Regions from separate parts of the Homo sapiens genome. Here region 2 is linked to region 1. A link is a loop called in an ENCODE intact Hi-C map of the cell type or tissue named here. Cell type or tissue: PC-3. All regions are shown on one strand. Links, peaks and the distances in the headings refer to the core of each region. The heading gives the core; the rest is flanking DNA.

Region 1 (8,000 bases), core at 1-8,000:
GAAAAATTCTGAGCTTTTCCTAAAAATAAACATAGATTGTGATTGTAAATTTTTTCAGCTCCACTTCATATGTTTTTCCTAGATACTGTAGAATGAATGAATGAGTGTGTGTGTGTGTGTGTGTGTGTGTGTGTGTGTGTGTGTGTGTGTTGTAAACCGGGGGTGGGGGGAGATAGATATAGCAACAGGTGGTGAGTTGAATCACATTTATTCATCTATGCCATACAAAACGAGATTTTTACCTCTTTAAATTATGAGCCAAAAAATTGATCGTTTGGGCCTCAACACTTCTAAGTCTTGAATGTAGAGGATAAAAACTTTCCCTAGCCGACTGATATTTCTGAAACCAAATGAGGGTTTGGTAAGGAGTGGCAAGACAAGGCTTTTATACGCTACTTATCTGCTTGTGTTAGGGCTCTTATCTCCAGATTTGACAACAGGCTAACCATACATGTTTGGACATGTTTTAATTGAAGCTTGTTACCTATAATGTCCAGGTAATGACCCAAACAGATGCAACGTTCTGCTCTCCACAGGACAAGGATGCATTCTGATGAGAAATTTCTCTCTCTAATTTCCTTTGTTTCCCATTTCTATTTTGATTTCCTGGGCCTGCTGTATTTGGCAGGCAGACACATTTTCCAGATGAAGCAGTGAGGAGGGTGATTGATAATCAGGACAGGCTTTATGATGTTCTTTTCGGGTTGCTTTATGCAGCACCATATCTAAAGAACCCAGCCTTCCTGAATGTCCAGGCAGGTGTCTCCTTTATGAAGCCCACTGAAATAGCTTGTCCCGAAATGGACAAGTTACAAGCTACCAACTGAGAAGGTAAAAGCACCCTCACTATGGGTTGTCTAAGGTCAGTCACTTGGACTAAATGTACAAAGATGAGAACTACATGGACTTTGGGGCTGCTTTTAAAATGGGTCAGTAAATAATCGCCATTCAATCAGAACAGCAGTAAAGAGACTGGATATATTCAAAGGCAGTAAAATGGAGGCGAAAGCTACTTTCTTTCCATTCAACTGAGCCGTTGTAAGGATCAAGTAAGGATCCAAATGAAAATATTTCAGAAAACGTTAAAATTTAATTCTTATCTATCCCACATATTATCTTTTCTATTATTATTTTACTATTTTTCATGACTCCAGCTGGAGGGAAGCTGGAAGTCAAATTTAAATTATTACACCTTTACAAAGTTATTAGAAATGAATTACCTCTTAAAAATGAATGTAGGATAGGTAGCATTCCTGCTGGCTCTCAGGCTAAGCTTAGCGTGTGAATCTATTTGGTCAAAAAAGACCTTTTGTTTTAGGGGACTATCAAAATTAAAAATTGAGAGTGTTTCCAATAAAAATTTCATATTCCTCTTATGTATTGGAAAATTAGGAGGTTTCGTAGCAATGGTTTCTCATTTAGCATTAAGTCATTCATTCAGTGACTCATTCAACAAATTCTCATTGAGAGATGGGCACTTTTGTACACATTGAGAAAATGACAGAACAAAGTGGCAAAAATCAGCTAGAACTAGCAGAAGCCGCTTCTGTACACAGCTTTTTGTACTTTAGTTTTATCATAGCCCCCACCACCCCTATATTATATTCAGACAACCAGGCTCACTATACTAATTTATTTTAACTGCCTTGTCCCTATAAACATTTGTGTTTGTGATGCCTGGAATATACTTTCAGTGTGCACCCAAATTCTAGAAAGAGACCTTAAATGGACCCAACTTATTGCATTTCAAATAATACATGAAGGATAAAGTTGGGAAGAAAATTGCCAGCTGTTATTACACTCAACTCAAGCCTCTATTAAGTACCTGCTACGTGTACCTTTTTTGAAGGGTTAGTATTGGAACTGAACCTTGACAGGAGAGGAGTTTCTACAGCAGGATGCATGGGGAGGGTGACATTTCAGGTGAAGGTAGTATGACCGACACATTTAAGAATGTTGAAGAGACGAGTTTGGCAGGAATATGGGAAGAAGGAGGGAGTATTACTATTTCAGAGCCCTACACCTGATGCAAAAAATGCAGGGGCTATTGTTACTATGTCAAAAGAATTAGCTATTACGAGTAAAAAATCTGCCAGAAAATAACAACAGGATAACATAGAATCAAGTGGCTTTAAAATATTATGTCCTTACAATGCTTAAATAATAGAAAATAACCACACCCTTGGATCACATGGTTCCACTCTACTAGTAAAGGTTGAAAGGAGAGGAATACAGATAATTTAGAAGTTTCTAAATATCTACATTACTTGATCTTATCAAACTACCACACACTTGGGCATGATTAAACTGTTTAGATAAGATTTCTCACACAGTATTCCAAGATATTAAGCTTGATGAGTCATGATGGTAAAAATATTTATTAAGCCTCAGCTTCAGTCTAGGAAACATTTTTAGCTTCTTTTGGTGTCAAACATAACCTATAAAATCATATTATCCCCATGACATTTTTGGAAAAAATGGTGAGATATACCCTACTGTGCAAGTGTATAAACTGTATCTAACTATCTATCTTACCAATAGAGTTTAGAGCAATAGTTAAGAAGTTAGCATGCCATGCTAGCACATGACATTTTGTAGTTCAGAAAAAAAGCTTCTAATGTCTTTGGGAGCCAAGAAATCTCCTCTTCATTAACAACAAATTTATTTATTTATTTTTAGTAAGTATTGTGTAAATACCATGTATCTGGTGCTAGATTAGGTACATGGAAAAGGCAGCTTAGAAAAATCACAGAAGTTGTCCTCCAGTAGTTGGTGATTTTCAAGGGTCTAGTTTTCCAATATGGCATTTGCACAGGTTTAAGGAAAGGCACAGTATCTTATTTTATATTCTCTTCTCAGTCCCAGGTTAAGGCAAGTTTTGATATGGAGAGTGAATTGACTCCTAAACTATATTAACAATAATGATGGGAACAATTAACTGAGGAAGAATTTATTACCACACATGGTATCCTAACAATTAAGTTACATAAATATTTAATCTTACTCTCTGCAGTGCACTTGGTTGGAAGGAATATACAGAAATAATAAAAGTCACATCCATTCAACACTTGGATCATCTGTACCTGTCACTCCTCTAGACACTTCATGGACATTATAATTTTTAAACTATGACCCAGGTCTGTCAGGTTGCAAAGTATATTTTCTTTCCTCTACACTATGGTCTGGTGCTTGCCCTCAGTGAACTCATAAATCTAATGGGAGAGACAGGGCTACCACACATAAAGCAATAAGAAAATAAACAGAAACTAGTTCTGTGGCCTTGATTTTAAAGCCCAAACAAACAAACAAACAAAGAAACAGTGACAATACAGCAAATCCAGTTCAAGAAAGGGAAAGGTGAAGGCTCTAGTGGCAGTGACAGAGTATAAGGCTTCTTCTTTCCAGCATCATGCCCGGGTGAACACAGATTTGCCTCCACTCCTTCTCAATGTGTGACCTTGCACTCAGATGCTCATTTCTTCATCTGCAACATGACAATATTACTTATTGCACTGTGAGACTAAAAGTTAGATGTAAAAGGTCTTGCATGATGTCTGCCCTAAAGTAGAAGCTCTGTGTTGTTAAAGTTAACAGCTATTTTCTTCTTTTTATGACTTAACCGCATAGTAGTTTCTGACAAAGTGACCGACGACTACTCTCTGGAAATATTCCTCACTCCTTGTGGCCTGGGATGCTACAATCTTAAAAGTTTTCTTCCTATCTCTTGAATACTCTTGGTTTCTTTTGGGACTCAGTGCCAAGTTTTATCTGCTTCTTTTATCACCGTATACTTTCTCTGTATACAATCTCATGTACAACCATGACATGTGCATGTATATTCTGCCAACTCACTAGGCAATATTTCAGACTTTGACCTCTCTTTGAGTTCCGAACTGGAATATGCAGCAGCCTATTCAGTATCTCCATTTGACCATCTTACCAGTATCCTAAGAAGAGTATGTCCACACCTGAACTCCCTGTATCACACAGCTCCCCCACCTAAACTCCTTCTCCTTTACTTCCCTCTAGCTTTGTAAACAGCACCACCATCTGGCTAGTTGTTCAGCCCACACATCTAGGGATCATTTTTGATAATCTTCACCTCCTTGTGCTCATATACAGTCAATCATGAAATCTTTTTATGACTTCCTCTTAAATATATTTTAAATCAAACCTCAACTTTTTATCTTCCCCTGCTGCAACCTAGTGTAAGCCAATATGGCCTATAGGCTAAAATATTAAATGAGTCTTACTTTCTTTTTCTTCACCTAGATCATCCTACACAGAGTCATCAAAAAGTCTTTTCAAATCTGAAAATCTATTAAGATCATATCTAAACTTTAAGCCTTTTCATTGCTCTTAGAATGGCTTTTCATTGCTCTTAGAATACAAATAAAAAACCTCAACCTTTGCCTAAAATGCTACCTTATAATCTGGCACTTGAATATTCCTCCAACTCCATCTCATGCCATTCTCCATGCACTCTCAATATTCTGCAGCTAGACTAGCATTTTTTACATTCTTCAAGTGTCCCAAGCCTGCACCTGAGTCAGGCTCTTTCAATCTGCTGGCCCTTCTAATGTTGCCTGGTCAATTCACAGTCAAATTTCAAGTGTTAGCTTAAACTTTCTCAGAAAAGATTCCAGGAACCTCCGTGCTAAATTTGGTCCTTTTGTTACATGCTCCCATAAAATTCTGTGTTTCTTCATCCCAGCATTTAGCTCATTCATAATATACATACATATTTTATATACGTGTGTAATATATGTATATACACATATACGTATAAATATATAAGTATATACTATAAGTGTATACTTATATATGTATATACACATATACATATATATAAGTATGTACTTATATATATACGTATATGTGTATACGTATATATACGTATATATGTATACGTATATATACGTATATATGTGTATACGTATATATACGTATATATATAAGTATATGTATATAAGTAAGTACATATGTATATATACTTATATATATACACATATATGTGTATATACATAATCTATAATATATTTGTTTCATTTTAATCTCTCCCATAGAACAGGGACTATGGTGATTTTATTTATCAGTGCCAATGTATTCCCATAAATTAGTATCAGGCTTGTACAAAACAGGTGCTCAAGAAATATCTTTGAATGGAGGAATATTCAGTGGATTTATGTTCAATAAATGGTAGCTATTAACAGAGCAGTAACAATGATACCAGTGACAATGTATAGTAGTCAGCTTGAGCTGTCATAGCAAACACCATAGACTGGGTAGCTTAAACAACAAAAATTATTTTCACACAGTTCTAGAGGCTGGGAAGTTTAAGATTAAAATGCCGGACATTTGGTTCCTTCTGAGGTCTCTCTTTCTGGCTTGTAGATGGGAACATTCTCACAGAAAGGGATCTCTCTTTCTTCCCCTTCTTAAAAGGCCACCATCCTACTAGAGTAAGGCCCCGCCCTTATGACCCCATTTAATCTTAATTATCTCCTAAAGACCCTACCTCTAGATAGAGTCACACTGGAGGTTAGGGCTTCAACATACATATTTGAGAGAACACAATTCAGACCACAGCACAATGGTTTATGATGATATACAAGACTTGAAATGCATCAACGTATCTGGAGGAGCAGGCAGTTGAAGTACATAGGATATATTAATAAGAGGTTCTAAAAGCTGAACAGATGTGTTGATTAGTGAAGGAAGCCTTAGAAATAACTGCAGATTCTTGAGCTTTAAAGCATGACCACTACAGTTTCACAGGAAGATTAATATGGCACCTATAGGCAGAATAGATTAAATGGGTGCCGGCTATGATATTCACCAGTGTATGAGGCATGGAAGCAAGAGCTTCAGTAATGGAAGCGGGAATATATGAAAGGGAGTAATCATTCTAAGAGACTTCCACAGAAAGATAATACACTATGACTGCTTGGAAGAAAAAAATATGTATTTATGACTCTATGAAGCAAGAGGATAGAAAGAATTCTATGAGAATGGGGGACTGTGAAGGGAATGTTTCCAAACCAGGGAAGAAACCCCAAGGCAGAATTGTAAACAAAACAAAAGGTAAACAAAACAACAACAAAAACAGCCTCTTGACTACAGACTCAACATTGATGAACTCCCAGGCAGAAATCTTTGACAACCACAGACGATGCATGGGCTCTCGGCTGTCTCTTTTGTAATTCACCAGCAACAAATCCCAATGTTCTGCTACTCTGGTGGCCATTAATTTTTCTGCCTTTGTCACTGGTTTTCATCTCCAAAACCTGCATGCAAATGGCTCTCTGCTCTTTGCTTTGGGATTCTCAATTATGAATCTTGATGAGTTGGAGTCTATGCCAGAAATCTCGTGGTAGGTGAATTTACCTTAAATTAAGCATCCATGGTTTCACATTTCACTTGTCTTCTACCTAAATGCATAACTGATAGCATTTGACATCCTCTTCTTGGTGGTTCCAAGATATGTTCATATATCAGCTGATATTTGCACATATGCTTGCTATCTTAAAAAAGCTTTCTCCTTGTCTCATTTTAAAGAGGAAATTTTTATTTATTAATTTATTTATTATTACATTTTATTTTTATTAACAAATAGCATGCTGCTGAAACAAATTGACTTTGTACATGTCTGACAACCAAAAACATCGGCATAGATAGGTATAGTGGATCTAAGAATGAGAAAAAAAAAATTCATCTTCTCTCTGTAATTAAAAACCCATAAATTAAGCAAGGGTAGGAAATGATTTTCCATGTGAGGGAAAAACCAGAGCAAATGATCTTTTCTTTGAGAGGTCTAGCTCTGGGCTTTGGCTTAAAAACAACGTCATTGTTAAATCTGAAGGGCAAATTTGCCACATGATGATCATGAGGCTGCGTCAACTGCATTTTTTCCTTCTCCCTGAAGAGGTTATTACAGAACAAGAATTATTTTGAAAATGTCATCAGAGAGGTGGAAAAAAATAATCTCCCCCTCTAGGTAGAAGATAATAAAAGACTAAGGGATCCTGGTGGATTTTCAGCTAGCAGAGGACATAACCTGTCTTTCAGTTAAAGCAAGAAAGTGTGCAGCAATGTTACAGTTCCTTTGTATGACCCTGCCATTTTTATTTTATGGTTATTAAGCCTTTCCTTCATGCTCAGCCTCTTAGATAACATGCAGAAAACCAGTCTTCCAAATGGGTTAAAACTTTATGTGAAAAAATGTTGATCTCAAAGAGGTTATCTGCTATACGGGGGAAAATAATGAGATGCGGATGGCATTGAACAACTTACTATGTTTTTACAGAGATCGAAAATGGGCAATATGATTGGGCTTGGGAAATACGTTTACTCATTTTTCCTATTATCTATTTTTATAAAAACTCTACAGGGTATGTTAAGACAGTATGACTGAAAGCCAGTCCAAAGGAGAAGGAATTTCAAAGAGCAGAAAGAGAAGTCTTTACTTAGGAAAGACGGAAAAATTTTCCACATATATGAAGTAAAAGAATAGATGGAGGAGAGCGTGGGTGTAAATTAGAGGCAGAAAAGTCTGCTTGATTTACAGAAGAAAATGACAAGTGCAAGAATAGTGAGTTCAGTTTCTCATATTTATATGCTCATGTAGGCTCAGCTCTACAAAGTAAAGAAATTAGAAACATATGTTCTGGTAGTATATTCTAGTTTACGATTTTGTCCCCATAAAATCCTATGTAAGTTAAATGATGAACGCTTTAATATATGGGTATATAGTTCTCATTGTGTAAGCTACCGGAGGTATAAGAACTTGAAAGTTAAAACTTATTGTTTATTTTTTGATAAAAAATTCAGTGATGAGAACTGGATATTCAAGCATCCAGAAGTGAATCTATTCCAAATGAAATTGTATGCCCATAGCTATGGAGCAAATATTATTTTTCTTATTTTCCTGTGCTGGAAGTCTAGTTTAGAACTAATTTCTAAGGCTACTTGAAGCTCAAGCCAGAATTGCTGATTACATT
Region 2 (17,492 bases), core at 5,606-13,605, 640 kb before region 1:
ATTAAGAAAGTGACTTTCATCATCTTCAAGATATGTACTTTTGTTTATCCCCCTCTAACAGCTGATGAACTTTTTAAGTAAAAATTGTAGCAAGGCCTCCTCTAAAGACCAGAAATTTTGATGATATATAACCAGTTCAAAAGTATCTTAAAACCAATTACAATTAGGTTCCAACTAGAAATACATTTTTAAAATATTTTCAAACTTTTAAATCATTTTAGGGTCTTGAAATCCAGTTTTACTTATAATTTTCATGACTTTATTTGTGTTAGAACAGAGGAAGAAGGACACTTGGTGGCAAAAGGTGGTATGATTTTTTACACATTACCTACATTTTAATTAAAATGAACTATAAAATACATGCACATGTCATTCAAAATATTCTGCTGATTTAATGTATATTTTAGAAAGAGGAATTCCATACAAGGTGATTAGACAGTGGTTTCTGGGCTGGTGTCCAAAATATCAAGGAGGAAATTGTTGTATTCTGTCCCTTGAAAAGATTATGATAGTTGACAAATGCACACAGTCATTTTACTTATTCTTGTGATTAAAATTAAAGTCTATAAAGCAATAAACTTAGTTAATTACTCATTATATATAGCTTTCCACTACTTCCCAATGCTGTTGCCATTGATTTTACCCCAAAAGAATTTAAGGGAAGAATTTTTAAAAGGCTTTCTCTATGGTCACACAATGTTCTGTGCACTCGGAACTGAATTATGCCTTTAAATATGTGTATTATGTGCAAACAATGCAGCTTTGTCATGCATGGTGAGCAATGAAGTTATTCATAACAGAATCAATGGAATTTCTTAATTTTATCACACTGCCACCATGATTCGTAAAAAGTATATAAGAATTCTTCATGAAAATAAGTGAAATATCTTCTATCTTCAATAAGTAAAACTAAAAGCAATATGTGCCTGAGCAATATAACTGATCATCTGTCAGTTATAATGTATCATTACAAGTTCCCAAATTATGAATATGTAGTTTTCTAAGTGGCAAATTTCATGGCTAATGGAGTACAGATTAGTTTCCTAATTCACAATGAGGTATGCAGAATTTGGGAAGGTTTCAGGCACCACCCAGGGACTCGATAGAGTATATGGCTCAATGTTATTCATAAGATTTCAATAAGAAGTGTCTCTGGAACTGTGGAGGTGTGGCGTTTACAGAATTGTGAGTCTGTAAAGTTTATTACCTAAACAGGGCCATTCACTGCTGGATGAGTGTGCTGTGAGTGGTCATGGTTTCTATTTCTGATATCATTACCCAGATCGTATACACTTTGCGAAGTCACTCAACAGCCTCAGGCCAATTTTCATGCATTTTGTAATCCTACAGAACTTCTTAGAGTATTGTTGATGTTAGGGAGGTATTGGGCTGTTTTATTGCATGCCAAAAGAGAAAAACTTCAGGTTTAAATAAGAAATATTTGTCTTGCTTGGCTAGGCTTGTCAACCAACAACATTTATTGAGTTCCCATTGTGTATAAAGATTCTTATTTGAAGAAAGTTGACATAAAAGGAAAACAGTAACAGCTTCTGCTTCAAAAAACTGCTGTGGGAAAGAAGACAACAAATAAATATGCAATAGTAGGACATTTTAAAGTCAGCATCCTCAGTGTCTATGTCCAGATAACTAAAGCTGTTTTTCAGAGGTGCTTATTTTAGCCATATTTGTTACGTATAACACTCAGATTGCCCTTTACGGAAAGACTTCGTGTCCAGCTGCAAGGAATGTGGTGAGGTAACAGCTGATAACTTTATCTGGTTCTGCCTCAAATTCCAGCTGAGGTCACCTTATTATCAGGGCAAGTCCTGGCCAACAACTGTGCAAGGGAGGACTACAAAAGCCTGGTCATTTCCTCCCAGTGGAGGATTCCTCCAGTGGACAACCTTTGTTCTGGAGGACCCTGTGGGGAGATCTGCACTGTGGCCTGAGGGACTTATTCAATCCTGCTTCCACTCTTTTCCTTTAACAAGCCATTGGTTTACTAATAAAACATTTGCATGCTTAACTGCATTTCTACAATTTTTCCTGGAGAACCCAACTTGCAATAGAAAGGTTTTACAAGTGATTTGTAATATTTTTCAGCAGTAAAATTAATAAAATACTGATACATGCTATATCATGGATGAAACTTGAAAACACATGCCAACTGAAACAAGCCAGCCAACAAAGACTGCATATTGTATTGTTATTCCACTTTTATGAATATCCAGAATAGGCAAAACTATAGAGACAGAAAGTAGATTAGTGGTTTGCAGAGGCTAGAGTTATGAGGAGATGGGGAGTGACTGCTAATGGATGTGGGATTTTTTTTAGGGGAGGTGAGAAAGATGTTCTAAAATTAAATTGTTATAATGGTTGCACTATGTGAATATAATAAAAACCACTGAACTGCATACTTCAAATACATGAATATCATATTATATAAATTATCTCAATAGGGTCATTAAAGCATATATATGTATATATATACTAGTAAAGCATTTTTATGTATACTTTCCTATTTTTCTAAACAGATTATACTCATAACAGTGGCACTCAGGAACTGTGCGAAGACATGTGTCCATCTTTTACTGACAGTTGTCATTTCCAAGGGTACAAGCAGAACAGCCTAACTTTTCCGTTTGTGAGAACTGAAGTAAAAACCAACAGCCAAGTATGTAAAATCATTAAATTAAATCCAGATAAAGTGTAATCATAAGGTTTTAACCTGAGGTTGGGCAAAGTGAAAAGCCAAGGCTCTCTGAGAGCATGATCTCTCATTACTTAGAAGTTTACATTTCTATTACTTTTGTGATTAAAATAGCTGAAGATGTTCAGAATCTACTGTATTTGTAGGTGTGTATGTAAGTATGTACCTGCAACAGCATGTCATGTGACTTTTCCTCTTGGTGCAGAACTGCCAAAGATGCTAAGTATTCCCCCATTTAAAGAAAACTCCCCATGGGTCTGCTAAAGCAGGAAAAAGACATGTACTTAGTAAGATGAGGCCAAACTGTCACTGCAACTACCAACTATCGTGACACTTCCTCTGTAGAATCTGTGAAGAAACAGGGTTGTCCTCAAGTCCTCTGTCTTCTGGGATGTACTGGTTCATTATTAAAGGCTGTTGTTTCTCCTCGAAGTCAAGATGTGAAGGTATGGCTGACCAACTCTAAGGGGTCCCCTCAGGAAAGGGATTCAGGCATTTTCATTCCCTAGTTAGATGTCTATTTGGGCAGTTAGCCAGCAGATTTGCACGTGAGTCTACCTAAGAAGTAGAGAAAGAGGACTGCAGAGAGATGGTAGAACTATGATAGGGCACATTTCCACCATTTGACATGGTGAGAATTTATGAGCTTCTGATGGACCACATGAATGCCACAGAGGGTAGCTAAGGTAGTATCTATTGGTTATAATCCCATATAAGAAGGCCATATGCAGGGCAAAGGGATTCCAACAACTAGGAGCTGTGGGTTAGAGGAATAGTACTGGAAGCAAGGAAAGTGGGATAGTGAAAAGAGTACAGTAGAGAGATAATGGAAAGGCTTGTGAATAACTCATAAGTGTACCCAATGGAAGAGGTCTTAAGACACTTGCTTCATAAGGCAATCATGAAAATTCAGTGATAGAGGGGAAATAGAAACTGAAAAAGAAAGAATTTCAAATTTACAAAGTTAAGAGAAATGTGCTCATTACTCCTCTCATCCACTCTCTCACTCTCCATCACTTCAGCAGCTAGAACTGAGAGGAGGGAAGAAATAAAGGGACAATCATTGTTGGACTATTTAAAGTAAGTACACCTACCTAACGTGAGGCTCTCAAAGGAAAGAATTTAACAATACTGTGCATCACTTTAAACGTTGGGTACTCTAAAACGCAAAATAAGTGTTGATGGAAAGCTTTCTCTTGCCCACTTACCGCTAGTTTCTCCCCTCATAACTCCTGGAAATATTTGATATATGAGATAGACATTTATTCTCTGGAACCCTAAACATAAAAATTTAAGTATATCTTGAAGGCACACACCACAAACTTTAACTAGATATGTTCATAGTTCTGCCTAAGCTACCACTTCTATGAAAGTCTCATCACTAGCATGGAGTATACCTTATTCTCAGTTAAAGGGATGGAGAGTCTATCATCTAAGCCCTCTTCCCCAGGATCTCAGATGGCAAACTCAAGCTCAGTCCTTGCAGAATTCGTGGGTAGATCACTCCATTGTCTGTCTTTGATTATACACTAGGCTTCCACTGTGATGTTGAATTGGGTTCACACCTCTCAATTAACTAACAACAGGAAAGAGAAAAGTTTTTTAGCTTGTGGGATATTGTCTTTATTCCAAGGATACCTTCTCCTCTCTATTTCTATACTTTAACAGGCCTGAGAGCCACTTTGGTCTCTCCAAGGACCTCTATTACTGAATAGACTTCTCAAGACCCATCCTTCTTTCCATTCACTCTCTGTCACCTGTCCTTCTCTTTTGTAATTATCTGCATGACTGCTGTCACTTTAGGTCAGCACACACAGCTTTCATACTCTCCTGTGTCTCAGCATTATTTTTGTTCTCACTATTCCCAGACTATATGGCTATTCCATCTTACATATTCCTCCATAATTTCATATATTAGCTGCCATTCAGAACTGGACTGATGGCATCCCTGTATTTTTTAATTCCTTTAACACCTTTTAGAATTACTCTCTAGAGTGCACAACATCCTAATGTTTGATTTTTGCCACATTCTCTGTCAGATTGCACTTTAGAACTTTATATCAGAAGATGATACTGACATGAACAAGGTCATTTCACAATTGTTTCATGGGTTCCTCTCTTGTGTTTCCACCTTAACTTTCACCTACTATATCATTTTGTGTCTGTCTGCACCTATCAATACCAGAACGCAGACTTCATTCACGTAAATTAATGAGTTAATCTTTATAAGAGTACACCTATAGTTAGGTCAGAGTTATTATGATGTTTTAAGTCATGTAATTATTACCACCATTTAATTCTGGTTTCTCAGAATGGGGCCTGCAGTTAAACAATCAAAACTGCTTATTTTATTTAATCAATAGTCTCTGCTACTTGGATCAGTGAGATTAAGAGCACTACACTTTTCAAATCACATTTCCTTAAATTCATTCTTTAAGGAAAACACCAATTAGCATCCTATTATAGACAATTTTTTGAAATCTGCACACCAATTAACATCCTCTCCACTCAATTTAAATCTACAATTTTTAAAAATAAAACCACAGTGAAAATCTGGGAGGTAATACATTTCTCTTTTTCTCCAATGTAGTAATAAATTATGCTGGAAAAACCCTACACACATATTTTTATTTTCTAAGTCATTTAGGTAGAAACAGAGAGTAGCATCCTAGTCCAATGACATTGAATATATTAATTACAAAGGACTGAAGATTTCAAGAAAATAATTAGAATTAACCCACTGATTTATTTCTATATTTTGGGAAAGCTTAGTCATTTCCTTTGTATCAGAAAAATATTCATCAATTACCAATGATCATCAAAACTAAAATGTCCCTGAGAAAAACACCAAGCAATAAGCTTTTTAGGGACAAAAAAAATGTGTCTGATTTGTCTTTGTATCTCCCATACCTAGAGCAATGCCTGATCACATATGTTTGATAAGAGTAAGAATGAACAGTTGAGTATGTGCATAAAGTGAATAACCTTTTCCTTATTTCTCCATCACTTTTCAAAGCCAGTTAGTCATTGTCAGTTTTACCCTAAAAATGTCTGAAATTTTCCACTTAAGTCTCCCCACAAAATTCCATCAGAGTTTGATTACCTTGTATTCTTACAATAATCACTCCAGTAGTTTCTTCCCCTGTACCATACTCATGGATACCTTTCTAAACAGTAAGTCAGAGCTTTCACTCTCCTACTTCCATGCATCTTTTGGGTCTAGTTTGTGTGTAGAATGGAATCTAAACATTTTAGCAAAACACAGAAATCCCTAGGATCAGGCTCCAATTTACTTCTTTCTACGATGTGCATGTTTCGCCATTCCTTTACCAAAGCTCATGCACCCGACACATTAGCAATACCCAGTGTCTCTCTACACCCTAACCAAGCCATGCTCTTGTATGCCTTTGTACCTCAGCACATTACCCTCCCTATCTTTTCCTCATTCAGTAACAACCATGTCCCTAGTACTGCACTTCTGTTGGGTAAAACCTCGTATTGCACTCAATAGAAGCTAGTTATTTTCTATCAATATATACTTCTGTGATCACCTCTAGCTTGAAGCCTTACCTAACTCCTCAGATACAGTGGAGGTGCTCTTATTATACTTTGATTTTACTCTGAATTTTGTGTATTTCAATTAAATGTAAATGTTTATATCTCTTCCATTAGAGATCAGATGCTTTGCCTCTAATCTATATCCTTGATACCCAAAAGTGTGTTGGGTGGCAGAATGTATTTAATTTAGAAAGCACAATGAATGAATGATCAAAGTAATAGAAATAGACACCCAGATATTTGAACATCGAAGAAATTCAGTAATTCAGACTTCATAATTTGTATATTAATTCTAGTTTGGACAAAGCTCAGACTGAAACTTATCAATTATTATCTTTTAACAAAAAGGCTTGATTCCTACATATAACTTGGAAAATTGTGACAAAAGGAATAGTAAAACTATGAGTTAACAATTTTAAGTACCCATAAACAATTGAAATAAAAAATACGTATTTCTTTTTTTTTCTTTTTTTTTTTTGTTAGACCGAGTCTTGCTGTCGCCCAGGCTGGAGTGCATGGAGTGTAGTGGCACGATCTCGGCTCACCGCAAGCTCTGCCTCCCGGTTCACGCCATTCTCCTGCCTCAGCCTCCTGAGTAGCTGGGACTGCAGGTGCCCACCACCAAGCCCAGCTAATTTTTTGTACATTTAGTAGAGACGGGTTTTCACCGTGTTAGCCAGGATGGTCTCGATCTCCTGACCTCGTGATCCGCCCACCTCGGCCTCCCAAAGTGCTGGGATTACAGGCGTGAGCCACCAAAAAATATTTATTTCTCAATAGAACTTATGTATTCCTTAAGACAAAAACCTACTGAATTATGTTAGCTCGCATTTTGCATTGCTTTTTCACTAATACAATCAATTAACCTATAAAAGATTACCAATCATACCTATTCACAAATGAGAAGTAACAGAATAACCCAAGTTCACCAAAAAATAGAATTCAGGCCTTCAGAACTCCAAGGCAGTACTGTTCTCACCAATTTAACATCTTTATATTTGTTTACTCTGATAAAAATTGGTTACATATCACTTTTGTCACCTATTAGATCCTATTCTAAATTGACAGGCACCATGAGTGCAGATAAAGTCTAATATCAAGTTTTTATTCCCTTTGTTTTAACTCACAGTCAGAATATTTCTGAGACAAGCTTGTGTATTATTTGTACAGTTCTCTTCATGTACATGCATGTGTGTTTGTGTACATGAGTGTCTGTAAGAGTTACAATTTTGCTGAAAGAGTTGATGGATATGACATAACAGATTACTTCTTGTTTTAAATATTAATTCATAGAAAATTTCATCATTGATATGCAATTTCTAAAGATGGGCATCTAATATTATATATTGTATTATTTGTGAAAAAGCATATATAACTATCTTATGCCAAAAATATGGAGGCCTCTATGACCTAAAATTTGGTTATTGAAAACCCAAAAGATTTTTAACATCTATAGTAAGAAAACAGGCAACAGGGTTTAGATCTGGTATAAACATTGTAGCTATTTTTAAAATAATGTTTTTAAAGAAATAAATAAAATTAAAGAATATATAAGAAAAGAGAAAAAAACTTTTAATTGTTTTCAAAAGTGTGACATGAAGGCCCTTTAGAAGAAAAAAAATATGTTACTGGAGAAAACAGAATATAGAAATTTCCAAATTGTATTTTCTGTGCCTTTTTCATTGTATTTTTATGATAGAGGGCAAATCATATAAAATATAAAAATGAAAGGTATAATAAAATAAAAATAAAAATAATTTAGAATGTTCTAATACTCCAGCTATTGTCCTTAATAAATCCAGACGCTTTCTCCCTTTAAAATATTTGTAATAGTAAGGAAAAAAGATTACTAGGTATGCTAATAATTACTTAAATACATATTTTATAAAAAGTAGTTTACATGTGTAACTGAATTCCTCACCTCACTCAAACAACACAGGCAGGAAATTCTTTCACAAATATGCTAAAACATGACTAAGATTTAACCTTTATCATACCACGCAGGTGAAAAAAGAAAAACAGAAAAAAAACTATACCTGAACAACAAGGTTTTAGGCTGCATTTTCTGTAAGCAGCATAATATAACTACAAGTTTAAAATGCATTTGAATATTGAATAACAAATATCAGAGACAATAACAATAAAACCATAGGAACCACAAAATAAGGCATCAAAGGAAATAATATAGACTAGCGAAAATGGAACATTTAAAAAATTATCTTCCAGTGCTTATTCAAGGAACCAAAGTTAGATGTTATTTTATATATTTAACTGCTTCTATTTTAAAATAAATATTAAAATAAATCAATGTTAACCATTCAACCTGAAATTTTAAAAAGAAAAAAAGAAAAGCAACCCATAGCGATAAGTTAATGAAATTAAAGGCATACTATATTAACTTATTAAATGTATAATAGCATTAAATTGTGAATACAAAGGACTTAAAAAATCAGTGGCAAAATTAAAAATCAAAATAGAGATACAAGCAAGCACTTCTAAAAGTTCAATTATATGACAATAAAGTACAAAACTTCAATCAAATGTATGATTTTCTGGTATTGGCATAAGGCAATAATTAAAAGAACTATTTAAAAACTCTTTTCACCAAGAAAAACCAGTCCTTTTTGATTAGCAAATTTATTCAAACTTTTAACCATATTTTATAATCTGCTCATGTCATAGACAAAAAGGTATAATCTGCCTAATTTGTTCCTTGATAAAAAGGGATTATTTTTTAAAACTACTAAATGTATCTCCAAATAAGTAAATAGTTGTAATTGCAACAACTTAGCATGTCATTTGAGTCAAGCACTGGAGTTGGTGCCTTATATTACTTGACTTCATCCACAGAACATACCTACATTATGGACTAAAATTTCTACTTTATAAATGAAAAGACTAGGCTCAGAGTTAATGCCAAAGGTAATCAAAAATAACTAGCAGAGTTAAAGCACAAACCCAGCTCTATCTCACTCAAAAGGTTATGTTCTTAACCACTAAGTTGTACTGCCTCCCAGCTAAAGATATTATTATATATTATCCAATTTTACTTAAGTATAAAAGAATTCATGATATGATTTACTCACTGAATTGACTGCCAGTAAAAACACTTCCTCTCCAAAACAATTTATCATCCTCCAACTCAAAGAAAGCAAAACGAAATTACTAACACTAAAGTAAATAAGTTATAACTTGCCAGAAAGGGTTTCTATGTTCTCCAAAACCTCTTTTCCCCACCTCCACCAACTTGCTTGGGTGACTTGCTTCTCCTAGTACGTTTATTTAACCTACATCAAAATGTCACATATTCGAATTGAGGTAACAGTTTCTAATAGGCCTCTTCACTTACGTATTTCTGTTAAATTTTCAGCTACTCTATTTGCTGGCTTAGATTGTAACCACAAACCTCTCAGTTTTGAACATTGACATAACCTCTTGTACTTCGCATTCAATGGAACAACTCTCTTTGCATTCTTTGCTCATTCATTCAACTCTCTATGAGGAACTTCACAGGAAAACAAACATATAAACATATAAAAAAGGATAAGCAGTTGTTCTGAGTTTAGATATTCCTGATAATCTATTTTTGGAGAATTGAGAAAATAGAACCAGAAAATAAAAGCTCCAAGAGAAAGTTCATTTACATGAACATGTCCCAATATCAGGCACTGTCTCTTGTACGTAAATGTGGTAAGCCATGGCCCCATTACTTAGGTCAATCCTTCTGGCGTGGGTAAGCTAGTGAATAGCTTCCTGTGAGCGTCATAACATCAGTGGACAGTGACTGGCAAGAGCCTATCTAGTAGACACCATATAACGTTTGAGTGCTACAGCATGATGATATTTAATGGGCAATAAGAAATTCTCCTCGGAACATGAATGTTAGATCCAGGTGATATCACCTGATAAAGGCAGTTTTGTAATTAAGTTTAGAGTGATGTGTTTCCTGGTAAAAGTCTGGTAAGGGTAACTATTAATAAAAGAATCTCACACTAGACAGAAAACTTAACCATGCAACAAACTTGATTATGTTTCCTAACAGGATATAGGAAGATTTGAAAGGTCTAATCTGCTCTGATATCATTTATTATTAAATCGACTCTGTGCTTCATTGCAATCAACTGTTAATTATATTAGTTGTAACCACTGAAGTGCTCAGTTGTGCTAATTTTCACCAATCTTTCAACCAAATCCCTCAGAAAACTCAGGCCTATTCACTCTCAGGAGGCCATATGAGACTGAACCAAAGGCTGTTACCTCTGCCTAAACCTGGTGCAACACCAGGGCTACCACCCAGGGCTGCACAGGTTGTCCATGACACAATTCTAGGCAGTGCCATTCACATGGACAATAGGTGAATGGCACACCCAGGAATTGTGTAGGGCACAAAATGCACAGCTGTCCATGCAGGCTCTGCCCAAGATCCGCAGATAGTAAAGAAATTTCAGCCTGCTTAGTCCTCAATATATTATTGTATATCTAACCCCTACTAGAATGTAAGCTCTCAAAGGGCAAGAAATTTTGCTGGTTATGTTCCCTGATATGTGCCAACTACCTAGAATAATGCCTGCTCCAAGGTAGTTACTCAATAAATATTTGTTAAATAAATAAGGCAAAGGTAGAACTCTAAATCTACAACAGATAAAAAGATTCCAATTCTATAATAGAGAAGCAATTAGTGTTTAAATAAAGATAATAGTAGAAAGAAATAACAACAAAAACAGATGTCATAGTAGTAGCCTACATGGTACAGGCATTTGTTAAGGCTCTTTTGAAGAAGGTGCCCTTTGATGTTGCCTGAAAAAGAAACTATTAAGTTTATAGCTTTGCTTCTTGACACATAATGTGCACAGCAGACACCTTCACCCATCCCATACCTGTATTTCATTTCTGACTCACACCTCGCAAGAGCCTGAGCGATACACTGAAGAAAGCATTGACCCTCAAAGATCCAGTGAGAGATAAGGTGAAGATCAAAAATGCCAGTAGCTGTCAGGACACATTAAAATGACTACTTCAAAATGGTCACTTCAAAATTCCATGCCTCGTGGGTCAACAGCCCCATCAAAGGAAGTACAGTGACTGATTTCTGGAAGACAAAACCAGCCCAATAAGGTAACATGATATCAGAAGTGAATGCAAACATTGAATAATGACATCCAAATAGGATAAGAAAGGGAAAGGTGGTATAAAGAGGCATTCCCCAGAGAAAGCAGAAGTCTCTTTCCTTTAGAGCTCCCAATGAAACACATTAATCATCTAGAAAATTGTGAACAAAATGCCAAATCTTTAAAACTATTGAGGGGTGTTTATCTGAAATGGTCCTTAGGTAGACCTAGCAGTGAAAATAAGGTTGCTGTTTCCAAGGGTTTTGTGTGTATCACTCAAGCCGGCAACAGTCAATTACTCATAGAGTTTGGTGCACAGTACTAAGTGGACTTTCTTGCTCCTCTATCATTTCTTTTACTGGCACAGTGTTAGGTGAGGATATCACATTCATTTTGACAGGCAGCTGTTGTATGGTGTGAAAATTCAAGTGATGAAAAATAATGCAAACACTTTCTCATGTTATCATTTTGTCAATAAATGGCATTCTACTGAATAATATAAAAACCTGTATTATCTGCAAAGCTGCCCTAAATCCTGTATTCAAAAAATAAATCCTGTATTCAAAAAATAAATAACAAGGATTCACTCCTAAGGATCTTGAAGATAAGCAACATTGTTGTCAACTAACCTAGAAAAGAAACAAATATGACTGGTATTCATATATAACCTACCTCTTCAGGGCCCATAGTGAAAATGGCAAGTTTTTGAAAACTGGAAAACTACAGGAAACTGCCCACCTAACATAAAACCAAGTGCAAGGAGACAAGGATAGTAGAGGAGATAAATATGATAAGAAGACAAGAATGCTATTACTTATTTAGTAATAAATATAAAACTAAACATTTTCTCTCTATGCTGGTAATGAAACTTGTTCTTACTAGACTTTAGATGACAACATAAGCTCTAATATTTCACAATAAAAATGTGTATTCCTCATTGCAACTATTTAAATAACCTTCCCAATTTGGTGCAGTAGCTAATATCTTTAAGTGGGTTCTAGTACTGAACTTTTATAATAACCAACCACTGTCTCTTGTTCTCTCTGTCTCTCTCTCTCTCTCTCTCTCTCTCTCGTGTGTGTGTGTGTGTGTGTATGTGTGTGTATTTCTGTGTGTATTTTATCCAGTCTAAGTGAAATCACTTGGTTGACTTTTATTTTCTTGGTTATTTAGTGTCTCTTTGTATTATTTTAATGCTGTCACAGAAATAGAAAAAAAAACAAAGGTAGAAAGTAACATGTACATGTATAACTTCCAAGTTCTCTGTAACAATGTTTGTCTCTAATTGCTTCAGATTATTTTTCAGCATACAAATAAATTTTCCCTGGTTGTTTCTAGTTGGACTTATACTATAAAAAGTCCACCTCTCTTCTACTTCTGTTTAATGATTTGTCTTATTTCTCTCCTCCTCTCTAACCCACAATTACTGCCAGAGTACAGGTCCTTATTCTCATCTAACCCAAAAATTACCTGGTAGCCAATTTTATTAATAATCAATGTTTTTGTAAATACATCTTTAAGAGCTAACTTTCAATCTTGATCTTCAAATAGCAGTGTGATATTTGTTTTGTTTGCTTTTTATTTATTTTTGTTTGTTTGTTTTTATTTTGAGACAGAGTGTCGCTCTGTAGCCAGGCTGAAGTGCAATGGCACAATCTTGGCTCATTGCAACCTACACCTCCTGGGTTCAAGTAATTCTCCTGCCTCAGCCTCCCAAGTAGCTGGGACTACAGGTGCACACCACCACACCTGGCTAATTTTAGTATTTTTAGTAGAGACAGGGTTTCACCATATTGGCCAGGATGGCCTCAATCTCTTGATCTCATGATCCACCTGCCTCAACCTCCCAAAGTGCAGGCATAAGCCACTGCACCCGGCACCTTTTGCTGTTTAAGTCCCAAGAAAGGGAATTGTACATTTGGTACACAAAAGTTACCTAGCTTAAAACTATGAATTGAAGCAAAAGATCATGAACTGCAGTACAGGTACATGCTGTGGTACAATAATTATCATTGGGTCATTCTACTCAGCACCCAGCATGTGAGTGAATAATGTTTAATCCAAATTTTGGTTTAAAAAATAGTTGATAGCAGAAAGAAAGTGGCCAGTGGATAGTCCTGGCTTGGGTAGTAAATACCTTTGTGTTCCTTTGAAATCTTTCAATCTCTCTGAATCACAAAGAGCAGATTGACCTATATGATTTCAGTCTTTTCTTTAAAAACTCTATGATTTATTTCCTCATTCTCAGCCTCAGTTTCCTCATTTAAAATAGGAAGAGGAAGAAGGCTGATTGGTTAACTTTGGTTACACACCATTTCTAAAATTTTATGGCTTTAAAACTGCTTGGGACTTTAATCTTTTTTAAATTTTGTTTGTTTTTTTTTTTTTGTTTTGTTTTGGTTTTAGTTTTCTAACCAGAAAAGAAAACTGATGTATAGATCTTTATAAATCCAATTTCAAATCATTTCACTCTACAACTCTCATCAGCTTGACCATTTTTATGGTTATTTTTCATTTTCTACCCCATTAACACTAGATACATTGCAAATTCACTGAACTTTGTCTGCTGCAATCAAAAAATGAGTTGGTGAGAAATGCTACTTCAACATTTTAGTCTTTTTTTTTTTTTTTGAGATGGAGTCTCGCTCTGTAGCCCAGGATGGAGTGCAGTGGCGCAATCTCGGTTCACTGCAACCTCTACCTTCTGGGTTCAAGCGATTCTCCTGCCTCAGCCTCCCAAGTAGCTGGGATTACAGGTATGCACCACCACGCCCAGCTAATTTTTGTATTTTTAGTAGAGACAGGGTTTCACCATGTTGGTCAGGCTGGTCTTGAATTCCTGTCCTCATAATCTACCTGCCTCAGCCTCCCAAAGTGCTGGGATTACAGGCATGAGCCACTGCGCCCGGCCAACATTTTTGTATCTGAATAATCTTCTTCAGTACATAAAATTGTGAAATTTCATCATATTAATTATTATATTCATATATCACTCTGAACAGGATTGGAAATTTCAATTCATAATTATTTTCAGGATATAGTCAAATTTACAGGTTAATACAGAACTTTTTTTTTTAGTAAAATAAGGTTAACCTAATATTTTAGTGAGTTCATAATAGGATCCAATGTGGTAACTCAAACACAACTAGGAGCAAAGTAACTGTACATTGATTAATTTTTGCTGAAATTGTGGCTCCATCTCCTTTATTTACAGTTATTATTTGTAACTTCCCACTTACATCAAGAAGCTTCAAATATTACATTGTCAATGATACATATTATGTTGTAAATTATACATTATAAAGATACATTTCAATTATTAAGAAGATATCTTTGTAAAAAAGTTCTTGATTGTTTTAATTTTTCAAGCTCCATGTAATTAAGATTTTTTTTTATTATTGGCACTGTAGTTGCAAATATTAAAGTTATTATTTGGTATTTCATGAGTATACCCATCACGCTGATTTTCTAAATAGTAAGTTTTAGTATGCTAGAAGCTGATGCTGCAGAATTGCCTCAGGATGACTCTGGGGCAATGTTTTGTATTTTGAAGTACATCACCCACCATGGGGCCCCAAGTCTGACTTAGAACACTCTGAAATTCCAAGTATTTCAATATTTTTTTCCACTCCCTTCTTTCCATAAATAGCTGGGATTGACCTAATCCTAGCCCAGGAAGAAGGGAAAGGAGCTAATTTAATGGAATCAAATGTTTAATGTAAAGTTTTGCTTTATACGGAACATGGTAACAAGTATTAAGAATGCTGCTGGGCGCGGTGGCTCACGCCTGTAATCCCAGCACTTTGGGAGGCCGAGGTGGGAGGACCACGAGGTCAGGAGATCGAGACCATCCTGGCTAACACGGTGAAACCCCGTCTCTACTAAAAATACAAAAAATTAGCCAGGCGTGGTGGCGGGTGCCTGTAGTCCCAGTTGCTCGGGAGGCTGAGGCAGGAGAATGGCGTGAACCTGGGAGCTTGCAGTGAGCTGAGATGGCGCCACTGCACTCCAGCCTGGGTGACAGAGCGAGACTCCGTCTCAAAAGAAAAAAAAGCAAGAAAACGTATAGAAAAAATCACTTCCCCAGATACATTGTTTCATTTCATCAAAAAATAGAAAAAATCAATATCAATATAGCTTTAAAAAATACATGATATATGTAACTATGGATTTGGAAGGCATGACATTGAACATACCAGCCCAGAGATGTATAACTCTAAAATATTAAACATTATTTGCTTCTAAAGAGCAGCACAGATGAGAGAATTCAAATATAACATTAGGTTGGTGCAAAAGCAATTGCAGGCTTTGCCATTAAAAGTAATTGCAAAAAACTATCACAAGGACAAAAAACCAAACACCGCATGTTCTCACTCATAGGTGGGAACTGAACAATGAGAACACGTGGACACAGGAAGGAGAACATCACACTCCAGGGACTGTCGTGGGGTGGGGGGAGGGTTAGCATTTGGAGATATACCTAATGCTAAATGACGAGTTAATGGGTACAGCACACCAACATGGCACATGTATACATATGTAACAAACCTGCACATTGTGTACATGTACCCTAAAACTTAAAGTATAATAATAAAAAAATTTTTCTTAAAAAGTAATTGCAAAAACTTTTGTGCCAACCTAATAGGATCCTTTATACTCTCTTGGTTAGCTAAGCATAATACATATGACCATTTACACAGATAATCTAAGTCATCTACGTTCCTGAAATTTGCTTCAAGAACCTTGTAAGTGATCCATTTTTATGTATCATGTAATATGGAGTTAATATACTATTTTTCTACTGTAAGACATTAAATTATATTTTATTTTACACTTAAGACTTTATTTTAAAATAGCTTTCTGTTTTCTAGTTACTATTCAAACTTTTGTTAGTTTTTTTAATTATCATCTATGTGAAGAAAATATTAAAAATCTTTAAAAAGATATTCCATAATTAGGGGTTCCATGAAAATTGCCAAATCAGAATAATCAAATGTAATTGTCATTATAAGATAGATACTGCTAGGCACTCGGAAATAGATTTTCATATAGAACCATTCACTTGGAACAATTATTTTCTTTAGAAGTAGAAGGGTTTAAAGTCAATATGACATGTGAGACTAGGGAATAGACTACAGGGTGCACTACTATGGAAGTGATTTTGGATCTGAGGTTGCAAAGAGAAAGTTAAGTTTAATGGGCCTGTGAATAATCCTTGTGTACTGCATCAGCTGTGTGGGGATCATTAGGAATTAAAAGATCACATACTAGGTTTGCCCAAAAAAGACAATTTCTTTTCTCTTTGTCCCCCATTTGCTAGACTTGGACAATCACAAAGAATAAAAGTTGGAAGTAAATTGAAAGAAACAACTAAGGTAATTGAACCGAATTCAAAACAAGTGTTTGGTTTAACTAGCTGTGACAAAGACAAATTTCTTCTCAGACAGAAATGAATGCTAATGTTCATTACATTACCAACTCCGAGTCACAGCCAAACACATTAGAAATGGCTGAATCATAAACTTAACCTATGCACAAAGAAAGCAGCAACAAGGACAGCAAGAGCCTAGCAGAGGCCATTCAGTGGCCATCCAGTAGAGACCTGCCTTCCTGACAAATCCTGCTGCCTGCTCTCAGTGATGCTATCACATATCAGTAATTAAATTCTCCACCATGAATAAATCTAAAAACAAATCAAAGAATCCCACTAAATCTAGGGCTTACTTGTCTGGACTGTCCACAGTCCCTATTGCAGTATTCCATTGAATGAATGAAATGAATGAATGGTTCCTTTGTATGAGCAAATCCAGCCAATGTATTCTATTATGTATTGGCTGACCTGGAAAATTTACCACTAGGTTAAGAAATTCAACTGGCTTTTCATATTTCACTGAAAAATTACTATCACTCCTCCTCGGTGGGAAGGTTTCTTTGCAAACAAGTAGAGGAATGATGGCAGTGTGGTGCCATGAATGGTCTTCACCAGCATGGAGATATGGAGGAGACACCTGAATGACTAGGCCTATGGGTACCTACTGTGGCTCTTCCACTGTTTTTTTGCTGCTTAATACTTCAGACAATCAGTTTCCTTGCATACATAAAATGGGAAGAAAATT

What was found. A loop is a pair of places that touch in the nucleus more often than their neighbours do. Peaks named below come from ENCODE experiments on the same cell type or tissue, not always from the same donor. Only the 100,000 strongest peaks of a DNase experiment are listed, where the experiment ranks them.
Region 2: it touches region 1 in a loop (5-fold over the local background); 2 of 110 quality-filtered maps call a loop at or near these places.

What each region holds. Positions count from the first base shown.
Region 1 is chr3:174,121,505-174,129,504 of GRCh38, reverse strand. The region is part of intron 4 of NLGN1 (neuroligin 1); the gene reads right to left. Among named protein-coding and RNA genes, the nearest start is that of NLGN1-AS1, 200 kb to the right of the region's middle. In PC-3, for the core only: CTCF peaks have their summits at 3,839 and 4,040 (motif pointing left); DNase peaks (open chromatin) are centred at 1,924 and 4,034.
Region 2 is chr3:174,760,102-174,777,593 of GRCh38, reverse strand. It overlaps a transcript of NAALADL2 not described here. Among named protein-coding and RNA genes, the nearest start is that of NAALADL2, 90 kb to the left of the region's middle. In PC-3, for the core only: no CTCF peak of the experiment used is centred there; a DNase peak (open chromatin) is centred at 9,453; H3K4me3 peaks cover 449 bases; H3K27ac peaks cover 1,433 bases.